Linked DNA regions of Homo sapiens: region 2 is linked to region 1. A link is a loop called in an ENCODE intact Hi-C map of the cell type or tissue named here. Cell type or tissue: mammary epithelial cell. All regions are shown on one strand.

Region 1 (8,000 bases):
ATATCGTGAAAATGGCCATACTGCCCAAGTTAATTTATAGATTCAATGCCATCCCCATCAAGCTACCAATGACTTTCTTCACAGAATTGGAAAAAAACCACTTTAAATTTCATATGGAACCAAAAAAGAGCTCGCATAGCCAAGACAATCCTAAGCCAAAAGAACAAAACTGGAGGCATCACGTTATCTGACTTCAAACTATACTACAAGGCTACAGTAACCAAAACAGCATGGTACTGGTACCAAAACAGAGATATAGACCAATGGAACAGAATAGAGCCATTGGAAATAATACCACACGTCTACAACCATCTGATCTTTGACAAACCTGACACAAACAAGCAATGGGGAAAGGAGTCCCTATTTATTAAATGGTGCTGCGAAAACTGGCTAGCCATATGTAGAAAGCTGAAACTGGATCCCTTCCCTACACTTTGTACAAAAATTAATTCAAGATGGATTAAAGACTTAAATGTTAGACCTAAAACCATAAAAACCCTAGAAGAAAACCTAGGCAATACCATTCAGGACATAGGCATGGGCAAGGACTTCATGACTAAACCACCAAAAGCAATGGCAACAAAAGCCAAAATTGACAAATGGGATCTAATTAAACTAAAGAGCTTCTGCACAGCCAAAGAAACAACCATCAGAGTGAACAGGCAACCTACAGAATGGGAGAAAATTTTTACAATGTACCCATCTGACGAAGGGCTAATATCCAGAATCTACAAAGAACTTAAACAAATTTACAAGAAAAAAATCAAACAACCCCATCAAAAAGTGGGCCAAGGATGTGAACAGACACTTCTCAAAAGAAGACATTTATGCAGCCAACAGACACATGAAAAAATGCTCATCATCATTGGCCATCAGAGAAATGCAAATCAAAACCACAATGAGATACCATCTCACACCAGTTAGAATGACAATCATTAAAAAGTCAGGAAACAACAGGTGCTGGAGAGGACACAGAGAAATAGGAACACTTTTACACTGTTGATGGGACTATAAACTAGTTCAACCATTGTGGAAGACAGTGTGGCAATTCCTCAAGGATCTAGAACTAGAAGTACCATTTGACCCAGCAATCCCATTACTGGGTATATACCCAAAGGATTATAAATCATGCTGCTATAAAGACACTTGCACATGTATGTTTATTGTGGCACTGTTCACAACAGCAAAGACTTGCAACCAACCCAAATGTCCATCAATGATAGACTGGATTAAGAAAATGTGGCACATATACACCATGGAATACTATGCAGCCATAAAAAAGGATGAGTTTATGTCCTTTGTAGGGACATGGATGAAGCTGGAAACCATCATTCTGAGCAAACTATCGCAAGAAGAGAAAACCAAACACCACATGTTCTCACTCATAGGTGGGAATTGAACAATGAGAACACTTGGACACAGGGTGGGGAACATCATACACCAGGGCCTGTCGTGGAGTGGGGGGAGCAGGGAGGGATAGCATTAGGAGAAATACCTAATGTAAATGACGAGTCAACGGGTGCAGCACACCAATATGGCACATGTATACATATGTGACTAACCTGCACGCTGTGCACATGTACCTTAGAACTTAAAGTATAATTTTAAAAAAAAGTACCTAATGTAAATGACGAGCTAACAGGTACAGTAACACCAACTTGGCACATGTATACATATGTGACAAACCTGTACGTTGTGCATATGTACCATAGAACTTAAAGTATAATAAAAAATAAAAAGTAAATAAACAAAAGAAAATAAACAGAAACAAATGAATTAAATGAATGATATCCTCTTTGGTAAAGCACCTGTTAAATCTTGCTTGTTGCTCTTTTTGTTGGGTTATCTCTTTTTCTTATTTGTAAGAAAATAAGAGAATTTTATATAAATGGGTAGGAGTCCTTTGTTAAGCAGGTGCCATTGCAAATATTTTCTCCTAGACCTGGCTTGCCTTTTGACATTCCATGTGGTTTGTTTGTTTGATAAACATAAGTTCTCAATTTTATTAAACTCCAATTCATAAGTATATTCCTTTTTGGTAAGTACTTTGTTGTCTTTTTAAGAAATCTTTGCATACTCCAAGGTATCAGAAATTTTCTGTTTTCTCCTAAAGCTTTATTGTCTTACCATTCACATTTAGATCAACAATCCAGCTGGATTTATTTTTTTAGTTTAGTGTAAGGAAGGCTCAAGATCAAGATACATTTTTTCCATGTGGATATCCAGTTGCCCAGCATCCTTTTTTTTTTTTTTTTTTTTTTTGAGACAGAGTCTCACTCTATTGCCCAGGCTCTGGAGTGCAATGGTGCGATCTTGGCTCACTGCAACCTCTGCCAGGTTCAAGCAATTCTCCTGCCTCAGCCTCCCAAGTATCTGGGATTACAGGTGCCCACCACCACGCCCGGCTAATTTTTGTATTTTCAGTAGAGACGCGGTTTCGCCATGTTGGTCAGGCTGGTCTTGAACTCCTGACCTCAGGTGATCCACCTGCCTTGGCCTCACAAAGTGCTGGGATTACAGGCATGAGCCACTGCTCCCAGCCCAGCATAATTTATTTTTATGTATGTATGTATGTATGTATGCATTTATTTTTTAGAGACAAGGTTTCACTGTGTTTCCCAGGCTGGAGTGCAGTGGCATGATCATAGCTCACTGCAGTCTCAAGTAGCTGGTATTACAAGTGTGTGCCACCATGTCCATCTAATTTTTAAACATTTTTTGGTAGACATAGGGTCTCACTTTGTTCCCTGGGCTGATCTCAAACTCCTGGCCTCAAGTGATACTCCCACCTTGGCCTCCCACAGTGCTGGGATTACAGGTGTGGGCCATACCACCTGCCCAACCAGCACCATTTATTAACATAATCATCTATTACCACTCACTGCACAGCAGTGTCATTTTTGTCATAAGTTAGGTGACTAGTATGTGTAGATTTGTTTCTATCTTTGTACCAATTGCACTCTTAAGTTGTATTTTTACAGGATCTACATCAATAAAATTAATTAATTGGGTCTCTCTGTTACTGCATCACAGTAGAAGATAGCTGCATGGGATTTTATCAGATTTGGAGGGTCTGGCTATGGAATGCCTGATCCATAGTCATAGAATCCTAGACAATACAGCATCTGATCAGAGAACCCACTGAAGGTATGGGAGAGAAGGAGGTATGAGAGTGAGAGCCATAACCAGGAGACCCAATGGTCATATCACATACTGCCCCATCCAGACACTACCAGCCTATTAGAGTAATGAAATGATTTGCTGGAAAGAAACAACTGAAACACTAACTCACAGGCAACACTCTGAAAAAGGCACAGCTGAAACACTAACTCATAGGCATCCAATAGGATGAAGTATACATACTGAATCAGACACCTCCATATGCTGCTGGGTCTCCAGTAGGAACCAAGGTATAGAAGCACAAGTGGCCCTACCTAACATCATTTTCAATGACCCACTAGGGGGCTTTTCTTTTTGTCCCTTTAACTCTGGGCTCTGCAGGATTAGAGGTCCCAGTTCCAAAAGGGGACACACCCTTGCCAAGGGACACAGCAAGATTTCCATTAAACTACCAGCCTCAGCTGCCCTCTGGGCACTTTGGCTCTTTATATTCAGGACCAGCAGGCAAGAACAGGAGTCATTGTCCTGAAAGGTGTCATTGGCCCTGACCAGCAGAAAAAGGTGAGGCTTACACCTCTTTCTTATACAATTGAGAGGAACATTTACAGAACTCAGGTGATCTGCAGGGGCACTTCCTGTTACTCCTTTATCCAGATGTGACTGTGAATGGACAAGTGCAGCCATCCTGATCTGAGAAAAGTGTGATTATCAGGGGTCCAGACCCCTCAGGAATGGGAGTTAGAGTCAGCTCAGTAGGTAAGCCACGGAGGTGGTAGCTGAGGAAGCAGGGAATTTAGAATGGACATTGGGTGGGGAAGGTGGGGATAGTGAATACCAATTGGAGCCCCTAAGCTCCCTCTTCTCAGTTTCCCCTTAGGAAGAGAGGCTCACTGGGACCCCAAAGAAGCTGCTCTGCAAGTGTATATGGTGATACGAAGCCACACAGCACAAGGGTGGATTGTGGCAACCATGGAGGTTTACTGCTCATAACACCCTTGAAGGAAGAACTTGCTGGCAGCCTCAGCTGTTAATGAATTCATGATCTGCCTTCACTTTCAAGCCGAATCTGCATTCTTCCAAGGTAACCCCCACCCAGTGACTGAGCACAGTAAGGACACTAGGGCCTGGCCATTTCTGTGGGTTTCTTTAATGAGCAATCTTTGCTCTGGAGCTCCCCGTTGGGTTGGCTGAGATTTTGTCAGATCTTCATCATGGACTGAGGTTCCCACATCTGGAACCTTCACTATAAGAAAATCAGGACATGGAATTTTTGGCTTTCCAGCCTGTGTAGTACAAGAAAGCATCCAAGAAGGAGGGAGAAGGGAGGCGGAGCACTAATCTACCATGTACCTCAGCCAGTTCACCGTGTCCCATGAGGAAGAAGGGAGCAGTGGTTTCTGGAAAGCCACAGGTGAAGGCATTTCCTGGCTTGAAAACAGAAATGGAACCAGGAAAGAGGAGAGAGAAAAGCATAGCCCAGTGGAGCATGCAAGCAGGTCCGATGTGGACAAGCTTTTCTGTCTTTTTGGAATCCCTATCAAATGCTGCCCTCTGATGTTTGTGGAATAAACTACTTTTGAGAAATGTGAAAACAGCCTCATAAGAGAATGAATCTAGCTGTAGTTTCCTGGGATAAATAGCTCTAGATGTCTGAACCTCATGGAAACCAGGAAAAATCCACCAAACTGGGCACCAAAACTACTTCCAAATGATTGGGTCAACTGCCATACAGATCAAGTTTTACCGAGGTGCTATTAACTTAGACCTCTAGGTATAGCTTATCTTTTCTTCCACAATCAGAGTGGGGGCAGTCTTAAGCATTCCTCATGGTTCATGGAATGATCAGAAAGCACATGGTAAATTATGAATCATTTGTACAAACTATGAATCCAAATGAAGTCTTCCAATAAAAGCGTTTAATTTATTGCCAGTATTATTCATATCACTTCTCTTTATAATCTGTCTTTACAAGGTCCCCCCAACCATACCACCATCATAAATGTTGATTAGGAAAAGAGTGACATCACTGATTTTCAGAATGTTAAGTGCCAGTAGGGAATAACTTTATGTCAACAAACAAAGTTTCTGTTTCTGAATATAATATTGCCCAGTACAGCCAAGGAATGAAAGTCACAATGTTTAAAAGTATCACATCTCTAGCTGTCAGTTGATACACAAAACACTTGTCAGAGTTACAGATTAAACAGTAAATAAAAGCCAAGAATCAGGAGATGACCCTTGGGCATGCCAAGCATGCTCCTGCCTCAGTGCACTTACGTTTTCCTCTGCTTGCAACACACTTTCCCTCAATATCACATCCACAGGAGTGTTCTCTCATCTTCCTTCCAAGCTGCTAAAGTGGTAAGGTCCAGGGTCTATGTTCACAGAAGTTTAAGTCACAGTCACATCTTTCTATTCCCCCTTTATCCCCCATGGTCATTTTGTGGCCAATTGGAACTGTGGCTTGGGATCTTTGGATGGAGGAAGGTGGGTTAGAAGAGGCTTCACTGTAGACAAATTTATGTGAGTTGTCTCTATTGGGGTTGGAAGTCAAAAGCACATTTATTGTGTTAGTTTGTTTCCCTTTGCTAACCTTCCTTCAGTATATGCCTTCCTTTTCTATTTATTCTTTGGCAGGATTTAAATATTCATGGGTCTCTGGGCCTAGTAATTTCTTTTTTTTTTCAGACGGAGTTTCGCTCTTGTTGCCGAGGCTGGAGTGCAACGGCGCGATCTCCAGCTCACCGCAAACTCCGCCTACTGGGTTCAAGCAATTCTCCTGCCTTAGCCTCCTGAACAGCTGGGATTACAGGCATGTGCCACCACACTTGGCTAATTTTGTATTTTTAGTAGAGACGGGGTTTCTCCATGTTGGTCAGGGTGGTCTCGAACTCCCAACCTCAGGTGATCCGCCCGCCTCGGCCTCCCAAAGTGCTGGGATTACAGGCGTGAGCCACCGGGCCCGGCTTAATTTCCGATAGCCCCTCAATCTCACTCTGATTCCTAATGGGATTCATGCTAGAGAAGCCAAGTAGATTAATGAGCAAAGGCCATCATGTCCGGAATTGCAGCACTCTTTTCTGAGAATTGTCTCCATCCCAAGACCACCATCTCTGAGAACCTCTAAATATTTGCAAACTCTTTGGCAAACAGTATCAAACCATTCAAGTTTGAGGCTAGAGTAGTAACTAAAATATGACAAGCTGGAGATGCTCAGCAAAAACTACTTATATTGTGCTTGTACAGATCAACCTGCAGTTTCCAGGTGCCAGAGCTGTTACCATTCCTACCTTTCTCTTCAATCTTCTAGTACTAGGGAAAGGTATTTGCAAATAAGGCAAGGCAGAGATCAGAGCATGCTGCCCTCTGCATGGCCTGGGGGAAGTGCATCACACTCTCCCTCTCCACTGTTTGCTTTCTCACTGGGGAAGAGATGGACTCATCTTCAAAATGAAGGGATAAAAGGCTGCAGAAAACAACAAGCTCGGGGCTAAGTGTGGGGTCAGAGCTGTGTGTAATCAGTCATTAGGGGGCCCTGATCTGCTGATCTACTTTAAGGCTTTGGAATTTGACTTGAGGGATGTCATCCTGCTGCGTTCACAGAAGAAATTCCCAGGGGCTAGAGGTGAGGTCTAGCCACAAAAGTGAGATCATAGATGGAGAAACACTTAGAAAAAGAGTTTGTAGTGCTGTTGTTGTGGTAATGAAAAGAATAATAAGCTGACCACAAAGATCCTCCCAAATCTCTCATGTTGAGTAGTTTAGTCATTGTACAATAAAATAGCATAGCTTTGAGAGCTAAATAAATGTGGGATAGAGAAATGATTACAGTGTTCACAAATGAGAGATAAATTAAACAAATTACAGCAATCCCTACCATAGAATAATATGTAGTCATTTAAAAATTATGTACTACACACATATTGTGGAGGGCAACGTGGCACAATGGATAAAAAAATACAGATCCATATACCTCTAATCTAGCATTCCACTTTAAGAAATTTATCTTACAGGTGTGTTCATACAGGTGCAAAATGACATGTATACGATTATTTGCCTTGCCTTAGAAGAAAACCTAGGCAATACCACTCAGGACATAGGCATGGGCAAAGACTTCATGACTAAAACACCAAAAGCAATGGCAACAAAAGCCAAAATTGACAAATGGGATCTAATTAAACTAAAGAGCTTCTGCACAGCAAAAGAAACTAGCATCAGAGTGAACAGGCAGTCTACGGAATAGGAGAAAATTGTTGCAATCCACTCACCTGACAAAGGGCTAATATCCAGAATCTACAAAGAACTTAAACAAATTTACAGGAAAAAAAAAACAACCCCATCAAAAAGTGGGCGAAGGATATGAGCAGACACTTCTCAAAACAAGACATTTATGCGACCAACAGACACAAGAAAAAATGCTCATCATCACTGCTGATTAGAGAAGTGCATATCAAAACCACAATGAGATACCATCTCACACCAGTTAAAATGGAGATCATTAAAAAGTCAAGAAACAACAGATGCTGGAGAGGATGTGGAGAAATAGGAACACTTTTACACTGTTGGTGGGAGTGTAAAGTAGTTCAACAATTGTGGAAGACAGTGTGGCAATTCCTCAAGGATCTAGAACCAGAAATACACTTTGACCCAGCAATCCCATTACTGGGTATATACCCAAAGGATTATAAATCATTCTACTATAGGACACATGCAGACGTATGTTTGTTGTGACACTCTTCACAATAGCAAAGACTTGGAACCAACCCAAATGCCGATCAATGATAGACTGGATTAAGAAAATGTGGCACATATACTCCATGGAATACTGTGCAGCCACAAAAAAGAATGAGGTCATGTCCTTTGCAGGGACATGGATGAAG
Region 2 (8,000 bases), 230 kb before region 1:
AATAACTTTACATGAAAGGTTATTTTTTTCTTTTTATAAGCTTGCCCTTCCTGACAACGTTGGCCAAATTAAATTCAATTCAATTTTCGAAGCTTAAGAACATTTAAAAAGTTAAAACAAGAAAATACTTATCCTTATCTAGTTTTTTCGATCACTCTAACGTGGCCCTAGATGTACAATTCCATGGAGCCTAAAGGGAGCCAGCTGTGGAATTGCCACAAGGCACGTATAGGATACACATGCCTTAAACAAAAACCAGAGACTTCCCAGGCACGGGGACGGGTGGAGTTCTGTTTCTGTGCTGCACAGACTAACAGGAGAAAAGGATCGATTGTTTTAGGGAGTTGACTCAAAAGAGCTAAACTGTCTTCCTTACACAACTTCTGGGTCTCAGGTAGAAGAATCGGGGCCAGGCACACAGGGAGTGGTAGCCAGGCAAACCTGGCCAAGTCAGTCAAAGTCTTTGAGCCAATTTTCTTTCTCTAAAATAAGAATAAAGCCACGCGGTTTCCCTGAGAATTGAGAGATCTCTTCTGTAGCAAGTGCCCTAGTATGATGCTTAAAACATTATAGGTACTTGGGAAAGAGTAGCTATGTGTTGTAACTGGTGCTACTGTAATAATTATTAGCAATAATAATATTCTAAAGGCCAGATAACCACCTTATCTAACTCAGCTGGGAGAAATTCATGGAGGACTGACAGGTATATATCTCATCGTAGATATTCCAAAAAAATTTCTAACTTTTTTAGAACTGATTTAAGTCATATTAGCACACAATAGAAAGCAAACTATATTATTTCCTATACTGACACATAACAGGAAACAACCATATTTCAGCAGGGTAGGTGCTGTTGAGGACATATTCTGCCAGACACACACTGCAGTGTCTCATTAGGTAATTAACAGAAGCTCCTCCAAGGTTCCTGTAGCAATAAAGCCTGTGATCTTCCAGAGCCACTAATTTATTTTTAATCTCATGGACCTTGTGGTTCTCCTAAATGGTCAGGCTTCCTTTTCTGCTGTGGCCATGGAGGAAGCTCAGATCCTGTTGGTGTGTGTTGTGTACAAATCTTATTGTTCCTCCTCTCAAATTATTTTCCAACACTTATTTTCCCTTCACAACAATTTCCTCTTCTATTTATTTTTCAGTCTGTATTACTAAATGTAAATTGTTAAGCCACTTCAAACCCCTTTTTGGAACAAAGGATAAAATAATGTACTGTAAGTCCTGACCATTCTGCTATTCAGAATTCACTCTAAAAATACAAGAATTCTATCATTCAACCTAGCCCAGCCAAGCTCACATTTAGAGGTAGCTAAAAGATTTCTCTGATGGACAGGTGGTGATTGACAACTAAAGAGGAACTTTCTTCAGAGAATACCTGGGAAATTTGACAAAATTCAATGCAAAGGAAGAAGATAGCAAAGAGCTCTGTAATCAGAACAAGGCCATCAAATCACTGAATGTAGCCAAATGCTCTTGGACACATACAGCTGTCACATAAGCAAGAGTATTATCCCTCTCTTGAATGCTTCTGTCCCGATCTGAGAGTGACATCATCACAAAGCCTTCAGAGGACTAGCCAGCCACAGGGATTTCAATTCCCCAGTTTTTAAGCTGAAGGTTTAAGTAATGATTAGCTGAGAAAGCCAAAAAATACAAGATTTTATTCATTAGTGTTCAAGAGAAGAGACATCTGGTTTACAAACCTCTTTGGTAAATAACACCTTGCAGACATTAAGTTTACAAGAATAATAAAGACAGGGCCAGACGCAGTGGCTCATGCCTGTAATCCTAGCACTTTGGGAGGCCGAGGCAGGAGGATTGCTTGAGCCAAGGAGTTTGCGACTGGCCTGGGCAACAAAGACCCCATCTCTACAAAAATAGTAAAAAAAATTAGCCGAGCATGGTTGCACACACATGTAGTCCCAGCTACTCAGGAGGCTGAGTGGGGAGAATTGCCTAAGCCCAGGAGGTCAAGACTGCAGTAAGCCGTGATCACATCACTGCACTCCAACCTGGGTGGCAGAGCAAGATCCTGCCTCAATAATAATAATAATAATAATAATAATAATAATAATAATAATAATAATAATAATAAATGGTTCATATTGTCAGGAGCATATGTGTTTTTGGTGACTGGTGCAATAGAATGATGGGTTGTACAGTCAACCACACTTTCCTGGGAGACCACTGGCTGAGTGGAACAGAAAGGATGACTGCACAGCTAGACGTTGAGGGCACGGTTTTGCAAATGTTCTCAAGTCACCAGGAACTCATTACAGGAAAAGTTCCATGACATTCCAGGAATAATGCCAACCTAGAACTCATCATTCTGACCTCTTCCTCTAACCAACCAAAGTCACTCTTCCACACCCTGGAACACAACACATAGAGATTTAATAAACATTTCAGGGAAGACAAGCTAAGATCTACATAATGACAGTACTCAGTACATGAAAACACCCCCAGCCTCTTTCGGAACTCAGGAATAAGAAGCCACCATGAGTAGCTGCTGTTCATTTTCATTCACCCCGAAAGTGCAGAGCCTAACTCACACCTCACAAAATGCAGATACTTCCCTGGGCTATTTTCCAGGTATTCAGCACTTACCAATTAATTAATAATTCTAAATGCCAGCTTTAGAGTAACTATTTACTATTCACTTAAATGTGCAAAGCTGGCCTTGAAGAGACCTGGCTATTCCAGTTTTACTATAAACTTGCAGCACTGCTATTACAATTTCAAATTGTGTCTTCCCTGCAAGATATTTTGTAACTATGTTTCAATGTTAAATTATTTTCTCTGAAAACATGTGGCCATTTAGACGTCAAAATAGCAACGTTAGGTACATTCATACTGCTGTGATTCACATTCCAACACAATGTGAATCACAATGTGAATTCCTAACACAATGTGAATCCCAACAATGCTAACACCACTAGACTGTATACTTAAAAATGGTTAAAATGGTAACTTTTATGTGTGTTTTACCACAATTTCTTGAAAAAAGAATCTCTCAAAAGAGGTTTTATCTATATAACCACATTGTTAACCCCACAGCCAACTCATTCTCCATTACAAAGTACAGAGGCTATAAAGTTTCCTAAAATACAAATGATAACCTTCGCTGTATTATTAGAACTTAAAATTACAAATGATTAATCTCTCTAAGACTAGTCAATACTCGAATAGCCAAGGGTATGAAGGCACCACCATACCATTTCTACTGAGCTATTTTCATTGCTTGAAATGTATTTGGTAATAGTGTTTGTTCCAGGAAAGCAAAAAAAAAAAGGAAAGAAAAAAAAGAAGTCAACCTAGATGGCGCCAAATCATCTCCTAACCTCAGGAAGACAAACATCTGCCTCTGAATCTGCAATAAGTCCTAGAAAAATTCCAACATGAAGCAAGGGCACGACGGCAAAACCACAATGCAAGTGTTGCCCTGATTTAAAAGGCAAACAAAACCCCGAGCCTGTCCAACACAGAGTAGATAATGAATAGCAGCCATCGCATGATAGAGCTTCCCAAAATCATTTCCTGGGGATTGCACTGTTAGCAACCCCTGTGGTTGCTCTATAAAAAGAAATTATTTACCAACTGCCTTGACATCATAGGTAATGGAATAATACATCAAATGAGATGCTTCATTTTTCCTGCTGAGGCTCAGCTCTAAGGAATGTATTATTGTTTTGGAAGAATTGTAAAAGAATTCCAATAAAGACAATTGAAAGAAAATACAATTATATCCTCAATGGGCAAGAATTTTTAAATGTGTTTTTCTAAGTGGAAAAGCAAAGAACTGCTTTTGAAAGTTGAAATAGACACTTAAGAAAGCTTTTTATCTATCCAAAGCAAGTGATGAAAATTTAGCTGTCCCTCAAAATTATTTTGTTTAAAAATTGAAGAGCTTTTTACTTGATGTGTTCACCATGTAATAGGTCCCTTCCAAGTTGTTTCTTTCGTAGACACATTATAATCAGTAATTATTCTATCTACTCATTTCTCTATACTTTGTCTGCATTCTTCAGTGAAATTTATGTTTGCTCCATAATGGCAGAATCCATGTCATAACTGCTCACCACTGTATTCCAAAGGCCCAACTCAGTACCTGCCACACACTAGTGGGCTCAAAAACAATTTTTGGTGAGTAAATGCACAGTTAATTGAGTATCCCATGGCTGCAATAACCATCTTAGGGTTTAACAAATGTCTATAAGCTGCATATGTAAATATTTTTGGTCTCAGAGATTTAAGAGGTCACAAAGGGAAGAAGGGCAGTCCATAATTTATTTAAAATCTAACTTAAGTTATAACACCTTAAGACTTTGCATGTAAAAAAGCCACAATGCAGCTTTCTTCAGTATGGATAAGGATTAGTTATTGCATTTCATGACAGCCCTACCTGTTTATAGGTAAACATTTTGGTACAAACACTCTATTATAACTTTGGTTTCTTCCTATACAACTGACACCTTTTTATATCCAAATAGCAAATAAAATGCTCGAGGAATGTTGTCAGTAAACACAGGCAGGGCATATAATGTAAATCCAGAACAAAACTACAGTGTGGATTCAATTCTTTTTCCAACCCAATCTTTTCTAAGAAGCTTATATTGCTTAATTTACTGATCAGTACTCCCATCAGAAAAAAAAGAATAAAAAGTAATGTTATCTTATGCTTACTGAAAAATTACCATTTCTGTCCAAAATTTGGTTAACAAGATCTTAGGGATGAGGCTCAGGGAAAATCATAAACTCTTTGTTGCACTGGACCCCGTTTCTCAATACTACACTGCATTTGAGAAGATTACACTGGATTAATTTCAATGGCAGCCAGTCTGGGCAACATGGCGAAACCCTGTCTCTACAAAAAATACAAAAATTAGCCAGGCATGGTGGCACATGCCTTTAGTCCCAGCTACTCGGGAGGCTGAGGTAGGAGGATCACTTGAGCCTGGGAGGTTGAGGCTTCATTGAGCCAAGATGTACCCCAGCCTGGGAGACGAAGGACCCTGTCTCAAAAAAAAAAAAAAAAAAAAAAATTTGGCCGGGCACAGTGGCTCATACCTGTAATTCCAGAACTTTGGGAGGTCAAGGCAGGTGGATCACCTGAGGTCAGGAGTTCGAGACCAGGCTGGCCAACATGGTGAAACCCCATCGCTACTAAAAATACAAAAAAAAAAAAAAAAAAAAACAATTAGCTGGGTGTGGTGGCAGGCGCCTGTAATCCCAGCTACTACTTGGGAGGCTGAGGCAGGAGAATTGCTTGAACCCAGGAGGCAGAGGTTGCAGTGAGCCGAGATTGCACCACTGCACTCCAGCCTGGGTGAGTGTGAGACTCTGTCTCAAAAAAAAAAAAAAAAATTTAAATGGCAGACTCACCACTGATGATCTTCTTGTTGCCCTACTTCACTGGGGAATTTAGGAAAATAAAAGCTTTGGCAAATATAAAAGTGCTACATAAATCTCACATTGAAAACAAATATGCTCTGTGAGCTGCTTCTTGGACACTATTTTGATTTATTGGGAACACTTAGGGTATAGATATGGATCTTCTGCACACTAAAAAAATTTTCAGTTAGGAGGAATAATTCAGAGATCTATTATACAACATGGTGACTAGTTAATAACAATGTATTTTATACTTGAAAATTGCTGAGTAGATTTTAGGTGTTCTTACCACAAAAAAGATAATTATATGAAGTAATGCATACGTTAATTAGCTTGATTTAGCTATTCCACAATGTACATATATACAATGAAATATGTACACCATAAATATATACAATTTTTATTTGTCAACTGCAAGAAAGAAAAAGATGAAAGCAAACGAGGGAGGGAGGGAGGGAAGAAAAAGGAAAAGAAAAGAAAAAAGAGAAGAGAAAAAAGAGAAGAGAAAAAAGAAAAGAAAAGAAAAGAAAAAAGAATTTCAAAGCTTTAGAGACCATATGCTTAGTTCTACCCCTCCTTTGACGAATAACGGAACCAGAGGCCTTGAAGAGATACCCAGTGCCGGGACTATCTCTGCCTGCTTTCTCCTCATTGGTGCTCTTTTCACAACAAGCGGTGGCTCTTATTGGTACAAGTAGCCTCTGGGCATCCTTTCTCATCACCCCCTGCCACAAAACCCAGAGAAGGCTGATGAGGCACACACAGCTCTTGGGAATAAGAGGACTTTCAAGTCTGTGAACTCTGGGTGACCCATGTGTAGACCAGTGTCTACATTTCAGAAGCACTGAGACCAAAAAGGGGAGAGGCGTTGGGGAAAGGAGCCTGAGACAGGGAGAAAGCAAAGAAGGCAAGAGTCAAATAAACGAGCCTTTTTTCCTTTAACTGCAGCTTGAGTTAGTCCAATTCAGAACCACATTTTGAAAAGAATACACTTATCCCCACATTTCCTATTTGACATTTTTAAGCTGTTTTTTTCAAATGGCCTTTTTTTTTAACTCTGTAATTACTTACCATAAAGTACAGATGTTATTTTCTATAACATTAAAGAGATGAATAAGAAAACTCCTGGCTTACAGGCAATTCTACATGAACCCTCAATTTCTGGAATGCAAGTTAATTCCTAATAAGTCACTATTTCCAGCCCTGCTCTGTTACTCTAAACCTTACCACCTAGACTTAAAAGTCATCGTATTAGTTAAAATTACATTCTTTTTTTCCTCCAAAACAGCCCTCCTGCTAGATGTTACTATGTCTGTCATTTAGTATTAGAAACTTTAAAATCCACTTCATTCCACTACATCCTACATCCAAGATTCTTCCTTCTAATTTCCTAATATCAGTCCCTTTATCTTCCTGTTCGCATACCTCCCCCAAATTCCCAGGCCTTCTGTACCTTACTGGTCCTGTTTAAGTGATTCCCCTGGCTATCACAGTGCTTAGTTACTAGATCCCCTCTGGTCCACCATGCCTGTCCCAATTTATAAGTTATGCCACTGGTACCTATACTGATCCTCAACAAACTACCTCTACTCACAGCCAATAACTGACAGAATCTACTATGTTATCATGTTTTACAGAGCTCTAACACAGTGCCCTGCATTCAATATTCTATAAAAGCTTTCATAACAATAAAGATGAAAGGCTCCCACTATTCATACCAGTAAGATGTAGAAGGGAAAGTTAATGAGTAGCCCTGGAAGGACTTTCATCATCTTATAGCAAAGGGCTGTAAAGCCAAAAGCTGAAAGCAAAGCGTGCGTGAGGAGGGAAGACAATGAACATCAGAACCAGCGGCAAATTCTTGTGGCTGAGACACGAAACGTTCTTTGAGCCACAGAGAGAACTGGCAGCTCCTGAAACAAGAAGTTTCTTGGATTTTCTTTTTATGCCATGCTGCCAAGCAAAACAAATATTTTTGCATCCTAAATGAAAGTTCAGTTTACCCTGATAATTCTTTATTGGTAGCAAACCTCATCTAACCACAGCCTATCAGTTTCTGACAATTTTCCATTTCATAACAAAGGAAAAAACATATTTCTAATAGCAACCAACTATCCTATTACATGAGAACTTAACCACCACCTCAAAAGAAAAGAAAAAAAATCTTCACTCGAGAAGGAAATGTTTTTATTCTAAAATGCAAAATACATAAACATATTTAAATAAAAGGAAACCAACAAATGGAATTTTTCCCCATATAAGAATCAAGAAAGTAGTATCCCCAAATAAAAGTTACGATCACAGCTTTAAACTGAGACAAATTGCCAAAAATATTATAGAACTGTGTGTGGTTTTTTTCAAGCAACTAAAGATATGGAAGGTGCCTCATCCTACATCAGCCACACAGCCTTCCCCCCAGCCAGAGGATGCAAACACTAGAATGAAAGGGTCTTCTCTAAAGAATCAAATCATCTCTCGCATTTGCTCAATGCTTTACTGTTTATAAAGCACTTTTGAGTGCATATTTCAACCAATTTTAACATCAATTCTATGAGGAATTATCCCCATTTTCTAAGCAGGAGAACTGAAGCTCAGTTGTC

Evidence for each region. Peaks named below come from ENCODE experiments on the same cell type or tissue, not always from the same donor. Only the 100,000 strongest peaks of a DNase experiment are listed, where the experiment ranks them.
Region 2: a loop joins it to region 1, with 8 times the contacts of the local background. A loop is called at or near these places in 14 of 110 quality-filtered maps.

Annotation. Positions count from the first base shown.
Region 1 is chr10:58,411,394-58,419,393 of GRCh38, reverse strand. No RefSeq gene overlaps it. Among named protein-coding and RNA genes, the nearest start is that of TFAM, 30 kb to the right of the region's middle. In mammary epithelial cell, CTCF peaks have their summits at 4,671 (motif pointing left) and 6,470; DNase peaks (open chromatin) are centred at 4,653 and 6,733.
Region 2 is chr10:58,636,771-58,644,770 of GRCh38, reverse strand. All of the region lies in intron 2 of BICC1 (BicC family RNA binding protein 1), which reads right to left. Among named protein-coding and RNA genes, the nearest start is that of BICC1, 130 kb to the right of the region's middle. In mammary epithelial cell, a CTCF peak has its summit at 3,334; DNase peaks (open chromatin) are centred at 2,850, 3,440 and 7,240; H3K4me3 peaks cover 194 bases; H3K27ac peaks cover 2,704 bases.